Linked DNA regions of Mus musculus: region 2 is linked to region 1. Evidence: chromatin loops called from intact Hi-C (ENCODE). Cell type or tissue: heart. All regions are shown on one strand. Each heading gives the region's core, and the rest is flanking DNA. Links, peaks and the distances in the headings are about the cores only.

Region 1 (5,374 bases), core at 203-5,202:
CCTAGCATCACCTGGGCAGACTAAGCACAGCTCTTTCTGCTCCACTGCCTGGCTTCTGAGGTCCCTGGGCCCTGGTCACAGTTGTTTGCTTTTTACATCAGTGGCTATATACACTCCTCCCTGCTCTGCAGTGACCATTTCCTCCCCCGGAGGCTCCTTGGGCCAGCAAACTCAGGATATACAGGAAATAGACTCCAGCCCCAGGATGGGCAACAGGAGATGGGTTTTCCACAGTAGTCTTTTCAAACAAGGCAGAGAGTTCCATGTAAACTTCAGGCTGCATCAAGAGGTAAGTACCCAAAAAACACTTCTGCCTACCCCTCCAAGCAGAGCCGGATATACCCTGGAGACTACTGTCCCTGGCTCTCTAACTGCCACAGGTGGAGGCCTCCTAAACAGGCAGCAGACTTTTTGTTTTGGATTATCTTTCCAGAGATAACAGCCTGTGTCCCCCCCCCCCCATGGTTTAAAAAAAAAAAAACAGGTTTGCTTCCTGCCTGTAATAAAAATGAGGGTTCCCTAATGTCTCCAATGTCTAGGCTCCCTTCCTAGTTTGCAGCCCATGGCACGTGCACATGACGTCTCAAGACAATCTTGTCACCTCACAGAAACTTGGAGGGAGGGAGAACAGATGTAAAGATGCCCCCGCCACTCACGTGGACTGTAATAAAGTCTGACGTCTCTGATTCAAGAATGTTATATTTTACACGGTTAGCCATGAAGTCAGTAAGATAAACTGGCTCACAAATAGGGTGCGACCAGATACCCTGTGTGGGTTTGTTTGTTTATTTGGTTTTGCTTTTTTTTTTTTTTTGAGACCATGTCACATGTAGCCCAGGCTGGTCTTGATCTCACTTCATAGCCCAGGTTGGCCTTGAACTCTTGATCCCCTTGCCTCTGCTGCTTAAGTGCTGGGACAGGCTTGTAATACCACACTTTGATCCATTCACAGTTTTCTACAACGCTGTTCCTATCCCTAAAGCCTGAGGTCAAGGTGACTTCCTAGTCTCCCAGCTCCAGATCTGTCCAGTTTTCAGCAACCCAGAGGCCACAGATTCTATTAATAATAATTAATAATAACAATAAATGATATTATCATGACTACTAGTAGTATCTCAATACATGATCCATGCTGGCCTTGAACTCATATGTAGTTCAGGCTAACCTTGAACTATCATCCGTCTGCCTCAGCCTCATAGAGTGATGGGTTAACATGCAAGCACCACCTCAATTCAAGAACTTTCTTTCAGAGGTATTGTAACAATTTATCACATATTTCTTTTTGTTTGTTTGTCTTGTTTTTCAAGACAGGGTTTCTCTGTGTAGCCCTGGCTGTCCTGGAACTCACTCAGTAGACCAGGCTGGCCTTGAACTCAGAAATCCGCCTGCCTCTGCCTCCCGAGAGCTGGGATTAAAGGCGTGCGCCACCACCGCCTGGCACATAGGCTTCTTTTTAATAAAACATGTAGCACGTGCCTTGAATTTCCATCACTGGGGAGGCAGACGCAGGAGGATCTCTGTGAGTTTGGAGCCAGCTTGGTCTATACAACGAATTCCAGGACAATCAGGACTACATCGAGGGACCTTATTTCAAATAAAACAAAAAACCAAAAAAAAAAAAAAAACCAAAACAAACAAACAAAAAAACTAAAAACCCATCGAGGGCAACTGAAATGGTGGCATTTATCCCACAGAATTTGTTTAGGAGGCTTCAAGCCAGTTTCTTCACACAAATCAAGTTCTTCCCATAGCTCTTTGCTGGAAACAGCAGTGCTGGCACTTGACTGTGGAGTAGCTTCGCATGGGCAGCTGCCCTCCTCCCCGGCCAGCTGCCATGCACACTCACTAGCATTTCCATATGCTTCATACGAAAATCAGTCGCTCAGGGCAACCGGCAAGCTCAATTAAGGTGCCAACAGTAATACTCTGCTTTTGATAACATACTCAGTATCTTATTTATCTAAGATGTCCCAGGACTGAAGAAGGTGCACGGCCGTTCAGAGCACAGCACCCAAGTTCAGTTCCCAGCACCCATGCTGCGCCGCTCACAACTGCCTCTGACTCTAGTTCCAGGGCAATCTGACGGAGGCACTGCATGCATACGCCAGACTGACACTCACACACACACACATGCACATGCACATAATTTTAAAGAAAAAAAACTGTGGGAAGTAATTTGGTGGTGGAGAATGTCTGGCCTGACCCTCCTTACAATGTAACAAAGCTACCTACTCCGCAGTTGTTGGAACTGCCAGAGAGGGAGTATGGTGCCTGGTATTTTTGCAACAATTCATGAGCATGTAATTATTTCAAAATTAAAAGTTAAAGCCAGGTACAGTCGTGCATCCCTGTAATCCCAGCACTCGGGAGGCAAAGGCAAGAAGGGAAAGAGTTGAAAAGTCATCCTTAGCTACACGGCAAGCTCAGAGTAGTACAGGCTCCGGCAGGCCTATCCTGGTTGGTTTTGTTAACTTGGCACTAACTAGAGTTATCAGAACAGAAGAAACCACAATTGAGAAAGTGCCTCTGTAAGACTGGTCTTTAGGCAAGTCTACCGGACATTTTAATCAGTTATAAATGTGGTAGGCAGGTGGAGGGTGTGTGTGTATAGTCAATTGTTCCCCTGGGCAGTTGGTCCTGGGGGCAGGCGAACAAGTCCTGGATTAGAAGCTAGTGAGTAGTGTTTTCCCACAGCCTGTTTCCCTTCCTGCTTTGAGGTTCCCATCCTGCTTGAATTCCTGTCCTGACCCCCTCAGTGATGGGACAGTTACCTGCCAGCTATAAGCTAAACTTTGTTCCCCAAGATGTTTTTGGTCATGGTGTTTTAGCATAGCGATAGAAACCCTAAGACAAGACCCTATTTCAAAAAGAAGGGAGGGAAGGGTATTTTATAAAAGAAAGTCAATAGCCAGTCCTGTCAGGTTCATAACTGAAGGACTATGGCGCTCTCGGACCCCAAAGAGTTCTGCATGTGTAATGATACAAAATGAAAAACACTAAATAGTTTAGTCACACACACAAAATAATTACTTGGTGCCAAGGACCTCAGCCGCTTAAGGCACGTGGGAGGCCCTTCCAGGTCACCTGACCCCAAACAGGATATGCCTAACGCTTGAGTGACAGTGACAGCTGAGGGAGGGGCCGAGGGTACTTGTGCTTGGTCTTGGGCCTGACTTGGCAGGTACAGAGGCAGCAGGGGAAGACAGAGCGGAGCCTCGCTGAGGCAGGCCGTGAGATTGCTCCTTAGCCGGGGAAAGACAGCGAATCAGAGGGTGAAGCTCTACCACGTGGGGCAGGATCGGGAGGACTTCTCTCTTTTTAAATATGTGTGTGTGGTGTGTAAGCCTCTGTGTGTGTGTGTGTCTGCCTATGTGTCTGTGCCTGTCTGTCTGTCTGTCTTTCCTCCATGTCTGTGTGTGTGTGTGCACACACACGTGCTCATGAGCGCCCACGCTTTCCTTCCACCACATTGATCCCAGGGATTGAACTTGAAAGAGTAGTAAACTCTGTGCTCCAAGGTATGCTAATCATAAAACAGATAGCCACATTCCTCCACCCACCCGCTTCCTGGGTTCAATTCAAAGAATGGCACCCTGACCATTACTGGAACCTGCAATGCAAATGTGCTATTGTTAGGGGCTCTTAGAAACTTTCTTGAGAGATAACCTGACACTTGTAACTTTGCACTTCCTTGTGACTCTTAACTGGTATTTTTGGTATTTTCCAACAACGCCCTTCCCACCTCCTTGAGTTGTGGTTTCTTCCTTTAAATACCCCCTTACTCAGCTACTCGGGGCGCCACGGTCCTCTACCCTGCGTGGTGTATGACCGTGGGCCTGAGAGCGCTCTTGAATAAAAATCCTCTTGCAATTTGCAGCAAGACCGTTTCTCGTTGGTGATTTTGGGGTGTCGCCTCTCCTGAGTCAGAATGTGGGGGAGTCCTCACGTTGTGGGTCTTTCAAACTCATTTTGGTGGCAGGTGCCACTGAGCCTTCTTCCCAGAGTTGATTTTTCTCTAACCTGGGGATGAAAGCCATCAGTGACCCTGGAGGAAGGGATGAGGAGTGGCCAGTACAGGTCCAGGCATACGGTAGTAGTTGGTAAACTGTGTGTAAATAAGGAAACTGATGAACAAATCTAAATGCAGCATATGCCACATGTCCCGCCCAACAACAGAAACATGGTAAGAGCTAGAGAGGACAGGGCCTTGGCTCAGAGCAAGCCACAGAGGTCAGCCAGGAAATAGGAGTGGCTCCCTCATTCTCACAATTCAGTTTGGAGGTTCAGCTTAGGGGAGTCCATCCTCAGACCCCCTTCTCAGGATGCCCAAGTTTCCAAATAACACTCTGCCCTTTCTCAGCCTGAGCTGTGCATATTTCTCCCCGGGACACGTACCGGAGAGCTGCCCCTTGTTTGTGGGTTCCACACCTTCTAGTTCCTTCCATGGGCTCTTCATTCCCAGAATCCAGCAAACAGGTTTTAACGCAGGTGAAAACAACTTGGGGAGCCTTACAGGCAATGCATGTACCTTCAACCTTTATACAGGATTTAATTGATATTCAAATATCAGGCACTGGCCAAACCCTGCCTCTACCACATCATTGGCTCTACTCACGGACCTCCTTCCCCTAAACCCTATTCCTGGCCTGGTGCTGCTGTATAATGTCCTGCCTGTCCCCTAAGAGGCACTGGGTACCATCAGGAGCCAACTTCTCTCGGATGAAGATTCTATCATAGGCACACTGGGTGCTCACCACCTTGCAAACCCACAGACTGGCCTGAACACGAGGTGTGCCAGACCTGGCCGGACACATCCCCAGCCTAAGTCCCGATCCCAAGATGCATTGCTCCTGTGCAGGATTTCCTACCATTGGCCTGGTAGCTGAGTGAGCATGTTAGCAAAGCCTCGAGTTCTTTGAGTTCCTCTCCTTTTGCAGCTACCAGCCAGACCCTTCAAGTCCCCAGCCATGAGCCTGCAGTCAGGTGGGCCAGAAGGAGGTAGCTGGACTGGAGCTTGGAGTATATATACTCCAAACCCTTCCCGGGCAGCACAAATGCTTGGTATGCCCCGGCCCCAGCAACTCTGGAACTAGAACTGAGCTCCTCCCTGGAGCTTTCCTAACCATGAATCCTTACCATGAAATCCCAGGTGAGACACAATGCTGCCAGAGCCCTCCTTGTGGCCGTCCGAAGCGCACGGGGTGTGTGCACCCTTACGGTTTTGTTAAGCCTTTGCTAATAGGATGAACCACCCTCCCAACTCTGGGAGAATCAGCGGTGACCTCAGACACCGTCTCAAAAGGTAAGGAGGAGAAACAACTTGGTGTCCAGAGACACACACAAGACCTACTCTTACAATGAGACCGGTGACGCG
Region 2 (5,374 bases), core at 249-5,248, 56 kb after region 1:
CCAGCCAACCCCGCCTGCTTAACCCAGTGATGAGAGGTGGGTGGAACTGGCCAGAAGAGACTCATCAGATGGTCCACGTGCGGTCAGGGGCCCTCCAGCTCAGATGCTGCCCAGATACTAAGGACTCCATTACAGCTCCATCACCCAGATTCCACCATCCTCCCGGAGGCAGAGAGAATGTTGCAGCTTCTGCAGCCACGAGTAGGATGCACACACTCACTCCTCTTTAATGGAGCCACTGCCCTGGCTGTCCTGACAGCTTTTCCCTCTTTGAAGTCTCCACCGAGTCTTTTGCCCACTGAGAGGGAAGCTCCATACAGCCGGGGCTCTTATTTTCTTAACACAGTGGAAATATTTGGCCTTTCCCATAATATTTAGTTTTCCCGATACAATACATAGACGGCACTTTTTTTTCATGGGAGGTTTTCAACAGACTGTTGTTTATTGAAGAGCAATTAGTAGGATACCACACACTGCCAGGGAAGGCCAGCCCTGCAGATGGGTGGGGGACAAACAGAGGAGCCATCCCAAGTGTGCGCCCCTAATCCACTTATAGGGCGCACGCACGCAGGCATTTGATCCCTCCGTAATGGGTGTGATTTATGGCATCTCTCTTAAATTAAAGGGGCTTTCTGAGTCGCTCTCCTAAGACTCCCTACCCCCCAAAAAAGCAATAAATAAGACTAGAAGGAACATTTGCAAGGGAAGGGCAGGAGGTAATGCCTTCTTTTAAGAGAAAGATTTTGTTTATTTTTTTTTAACGGTCTGGTCCTAACCTTTGAAGATGACAGATAGCATGCAATCTGTGTCAACCACTCAGCAAGTATTTACTGAGCATCTGCTAAGTGAAAAACCCTGCGGAGGGTGGGGGGTTGGGGGCACGGACAGAGGCGAGGGGGGAGGAGACGCTGATGTTGCCGGGTCACAGCTCACGGTGTAACTGGAGAACTCAGACAAGCACATAATAGGCTCAGAACACCGGACCTGACGCCATGTCTAAGCCTCACTGTGATGGGGCAAAGTGAAATCGCAGACAGGAGCCAGAGAGGTGGCCCAGGGGTTAAGCGCATCTGCTGCTCCTCTATTGCAGACCTGAGCAAGGTTCCCAGCACCCATGTTCTCGGCTCACAACCAGCTGTAATTAACTCTAGTTCCAGGGGCCCCATACCTTCTTCTGGCCTCCTGGGCCACCAGGCATGCATGTAGTACACAAATGTATATGCGGATAAAATATCCATACACATAAAATTAAAATCAATCTTTAAAAAATAAATATAAATAAGTATAATTTTAAATAAAAAGAAATAAAATGACCAAAAAACAAACCCCAACCCCCAAACCAATAATAGTCAATTTCAGCAACATGAGGTGTCATGGAACAGTGATGACTGAGAATCTGGCCCAGGCCAGCGCCTGGGAAGTATTTGTAGCATCCTTTTTCCTGTCATTATGCCCAGCAGATAAACCCAGTTGGTTTCCACCTGCCAGCACGGTCACAGTTTAAACAGAGCTAAATACCAAACCTGGCTTCTGAAGGAGAGAAGCAACCCGGGAGGACTAGAGTCATTCCCCCACCATGTGAAGCAACACAACTTTCAGCCTTTCCTGGACGGTCTACAGAACCTGCCAGAGAGGCTCCCAGCTCAGTGGAGAAGGAAGATAGATAGGAAGGGCTTAGTTCAGATTAAGGGAGAAAACAAAGGAGGTTTAGTTTTGAAAAGCTGGCTGTGTTCTTCAGATAATGGAAGGTTTTAGGTTTCTGGGCCCATTAGTGAGACCTGGGTGGAAAATTATAAAAAGGACTTTCATTGCAGGCAGGAGAGATGGGTTGGCAAGGAATGAGGAAGAGATTAGAATTTATTATATCATCCAGTGGAGGTCAGATTGGTTTGTGAGGAGGAGAACCAGCAGTCTGGAAGGTCTTTGGGTAGTTACCAAGTGGGGTCAGCAGACAGGGAGTTCGTGGGAAGCCTACGTATAAACTGACAGAGCCATCTGAGAAGCAACATGGCACTACTTTCCCAAACTGAGTCATTTGGTAGCCATCCTGCCTTCCAGTCTACATGTGAGGGAAATCAGTGTGTGGAGTTTGCACTGGCAGTAGTGTGCATGGATGCTTGCCACAGTAATATTTGCATTAGAGAGCCTTGAAGGCAACTCAAGTGTCCATCAAGGGGAGAGTTGGTAAGTGTAGTGCACGTGGGCACAGAGAGCCGCGAATCAGTCAAAAGCAAGGAAGCAGATGCCAGAGAATGCACAAAAGATCTACTGGGTCAAAGAGAAGAGGTCGCACAAAGCCACCTATGCAAGCCATACAACAGATCCCACACCAGGGGATGCACGGGTTTAGATTAAACAAATCAGAGTAGACGCTGAAGAGATGGGGAAGGGGTAGAAGGGTCGGGCTGACAGGGAAAATATAGAGGATGTGGGTTCTGCCATGGTCATATACACAAAACACCTTGTAAAACAAGATTAATTTATCTGGCTGCATCTGAAGTCGGGAAAACCCAGCACGTGACCAACAAACACATCGGGCCAGGCCACGAGTCAGGCAGGTTCAGCAAATATTGACAAGTGTTCAGCTCAAGGGTTAGCAAAGCCCTTGTCCTAGGAGAACTTTTCGTCTGTTAGCCTGGGGCTTAAGTGCAGGACCCGGTCTATCCTCTCTTCATATGGTACAAATACCTCACACATGTGGGAAAGGCCCGTGTACCTTAGATGACTCCGGAAGAGACACTGGAATGGTGTCTTAAAGGAACAGGGCAGGTGAAACACATACTCCAGACAGTGGAAACAGCTTTAGCGTAAGTACAGGGAAAGAGAGAGAGAGGCCACCAAAAGGTATCCAAAAAATGCCCGCTCTGGTCTGCAGGGTGACAGGAGAGGATATGAATTGGGAGCTAGTGAGTCTAGGGCGGGGCAGAGCCTCCTGGTAGCCTCAATCAGAACTTCAATGCCAGGTTCTACTCCCAAACAGGCACTGAGCTGACCCAGGGTCAGAGCAGGTAAGCCCCGATACAACAGCTTCCCACAGAGATCTGGGAGCCCCACCTGCAACAGCACCCGCCTATAAACAGGGAGGCATGGGAGATACCCCGATTCCATATGCTTAAGGAGGTTCTGCAGGGCCGTGTTACTTGCAGCTGACCGCCTCTTAAAGGATGTGCCAGCTTTGTGCTGGCCCAGCTCCAACTAGAGGAAAAACAGAGAGTCTAACTAACTTCACACTGGAGGAAGCCAAAGCACTTGTGGACTTCCCCATCGGCTGCCCCCAAGAGAGAAGTCACATAACCCGGAGTCTCAAGGGAAGGGAGTCTGACAACAACCATGGGGACTCTGACCAGAACTTAGGAAAGGGGCTGGGGGGAGTCGGGCAATATTAAAAACAAATAAAGATGCTATTCTGTCTCTTTCCCCACCCACTACCGGAAAGAAGGTCCCTGGGGGGGGGGGGGGGGGACAGATCAGTGGAGGCCTTGTGCAGTTTCCACCCCTCCCCCACCAGCTCTAAGAGGCAGAGGAAGTGCTGAGAATAAAACTGCAAAGCAGAACCTGTACTAAAGACCCAACCTTCAATGTGCTGGCCGGGGAAGGGGCGAGGGTTCATTCACAGGAGACGGAGGGCTAGCTCCAGCATAGCCTGTACTTGCAACCAAGGGCTGGCCGTGCTAAGATCTGGGCCCCAAGGAATGAATCCAGCAACCCCAGCAAGCCATTCAAAGAGGCGACATGGATGAAAGTATTTCCTAATGAAAGCCAGTCATAAAAGAGCACCTAACAGATGACTGCATTTATATGTGATGGCTAGAAGATACTGGTCCAAAGACAAAAGGTGTGTTCATAGTTGCCAGTGGCTAGGGACCAATGGGGAGGGGGCATCATGACACATTCTGCAGTTGACTATCACAGTGCAGTTGTCTAACACTGTGAATATTAGAAGTCATTGAACTGTATAGATTTCATGGGCCATTTGCACACTATAGGAATTACATCTCAAGAAAGCTGGCCACACACACATACACACACACACACACACACACACACACGGACACACATACACACGCACACACTCCTCTTTTATTTTCTCAAAAAGTGTTTTTACTACCTTAAGAATGTCTATTTTTTCACTATCATTTCAAACACTGTCTCAGAAAGCTTTTAATGTGCAGGACCTCTAACTCCCTGCTTTGCAAATAAAAATTTCACAACAAACAGTGTGTCCTGCATGCCCTCCTGGGCACAGGGGCCAGCAGCCAGGTCCTTCCGTGCCTTCCTTCCACGTTCCTCCCAGCCTGCCTATGCTGTGCAGACTCGGATGTCTACTGTCTCCCAGAGCTTTTTTTATTACTGTGGATTTCTTCCCAGGAGTGAGCCTGTATAGGATCGGAGTCCCTCGTTTCAGAGGCCCCACTTCTATGGCTCCTGCCTTCCTTGGCTACATCCATTCCTGCTGAGCTCCTGGAAACCTGTGTATCAAGTCTTTTCCAGTTAGTGCGTTCTGAGTGGCTCTAGAAACCGCTTCCCATTACAGCGAAAGACCCGTATAAACCATGTTCTCTTCCTCTGTGACAAGAGACAACAGACACCGCACAAAGGACTGTCTGGCCTGGGGGGGGGGGTCCCTGGTTCACAGCTTCAGTCCTACCTCCAGCACTTGCTACCAGGAGGAGTTTGCTACCTTAGTTGGTTCGGATGCTAAGTCATGGGTTCAAATACATGCTAACTCCGCTCTGCTATCACAAGTACATCCCACAGCATGACAGCACCCTGTCTCCTTTCCACGGTCATTCCCAGGTTTGACTCAGGGACAGAGCAAGCTCCCTGCTCTGTGTGAACCCTATCTGACATGAAGGCCCCTCATCACGCCTTACAGCTGGCTAAGTGGTTATCACAAAAAGCTTCCTGCATGCTTTCATGCTGGCAACGATTCTCAGAGCACCCCTAACGGAAGTCCCCGTCACCATCCATCTGAGGAAACGGAGTGCCCTGGGGTAGGCGGGCATCAGCTCATAGCCAGCCAGCTAGGAAAAGGGCTGGCATTCCCTCACCTGCAGGTCACCCTCCCCCTAGAACATGCCACAGGCTCCATCCTTTGTCACAGACACCATGTGGCCCTCGCAAGTGTTCTAAATATATCTCCATCAGGCCCTGGAGGCCCCGGGGCTCTGGAAAGTTGAATCCACCTGCTGTGTCTACTCAGAGAGGGCAGGACCACGCCTTGGCAGGACGTGGCTTCCTCCTCTCGTTCAATCTTCCCAACGATGCCACACCAGAGGTTCTGTTCTGTTGCCATTTCGAAGGCGAGGGAAGTGAAGCAGAGTGTTGAAGGGACTTCCCCAGGACCACACAGCAGAGGTGCTGGCTCTGACCT

Evidence for each region. Peaks named below come from ENCODE experiments on the same cell type or tissue, not always from the same donor. Only the 100,000 strongest peaks of a DNase experiment are listed, where the experiment ranks them.
Region 2: a loop joins it to region 1, with 5 times the contacts of the local background. A loop is called at or near these places in 2 of 42 quality-filtered maps.

What each region holds. Positions count from the first base shown.
Region 1 is chr19:47,387,950-47,393,323 of GRCm38, forward strand. All of the region lies in intron 3 of Sh3pxd2a (SH3 and PX domains 2A), which reads right to left. Among named protein-coding and RNA genes, the nearest start is that of Gm36885, 37 kb to the right of the region's middle. In heart, for the core only: no CTCF peak of the experiment used is centred there; a DNase peak (open chromatin) is centred at 3,132; H3K27ac peaks cover 831 bases.
Region 2 is chr19:47,443,758-47,449,131 of GRCm38, forward strand. The region is part of intron 1 of Sh3pxd2a (SH3 and PX domains 2A); the gene reads right to left. Among named protein-coding and RNA genes, the nearest start is that of Gm52384, 8.8 kb to the right of the region's middle. In heart, for the core only: no CTCF peak of the experiment used is centred there; DNase peaks (open chromatin) are centred at 3,254 and 5,114; H3K27ac peaks cover 3,988 bases.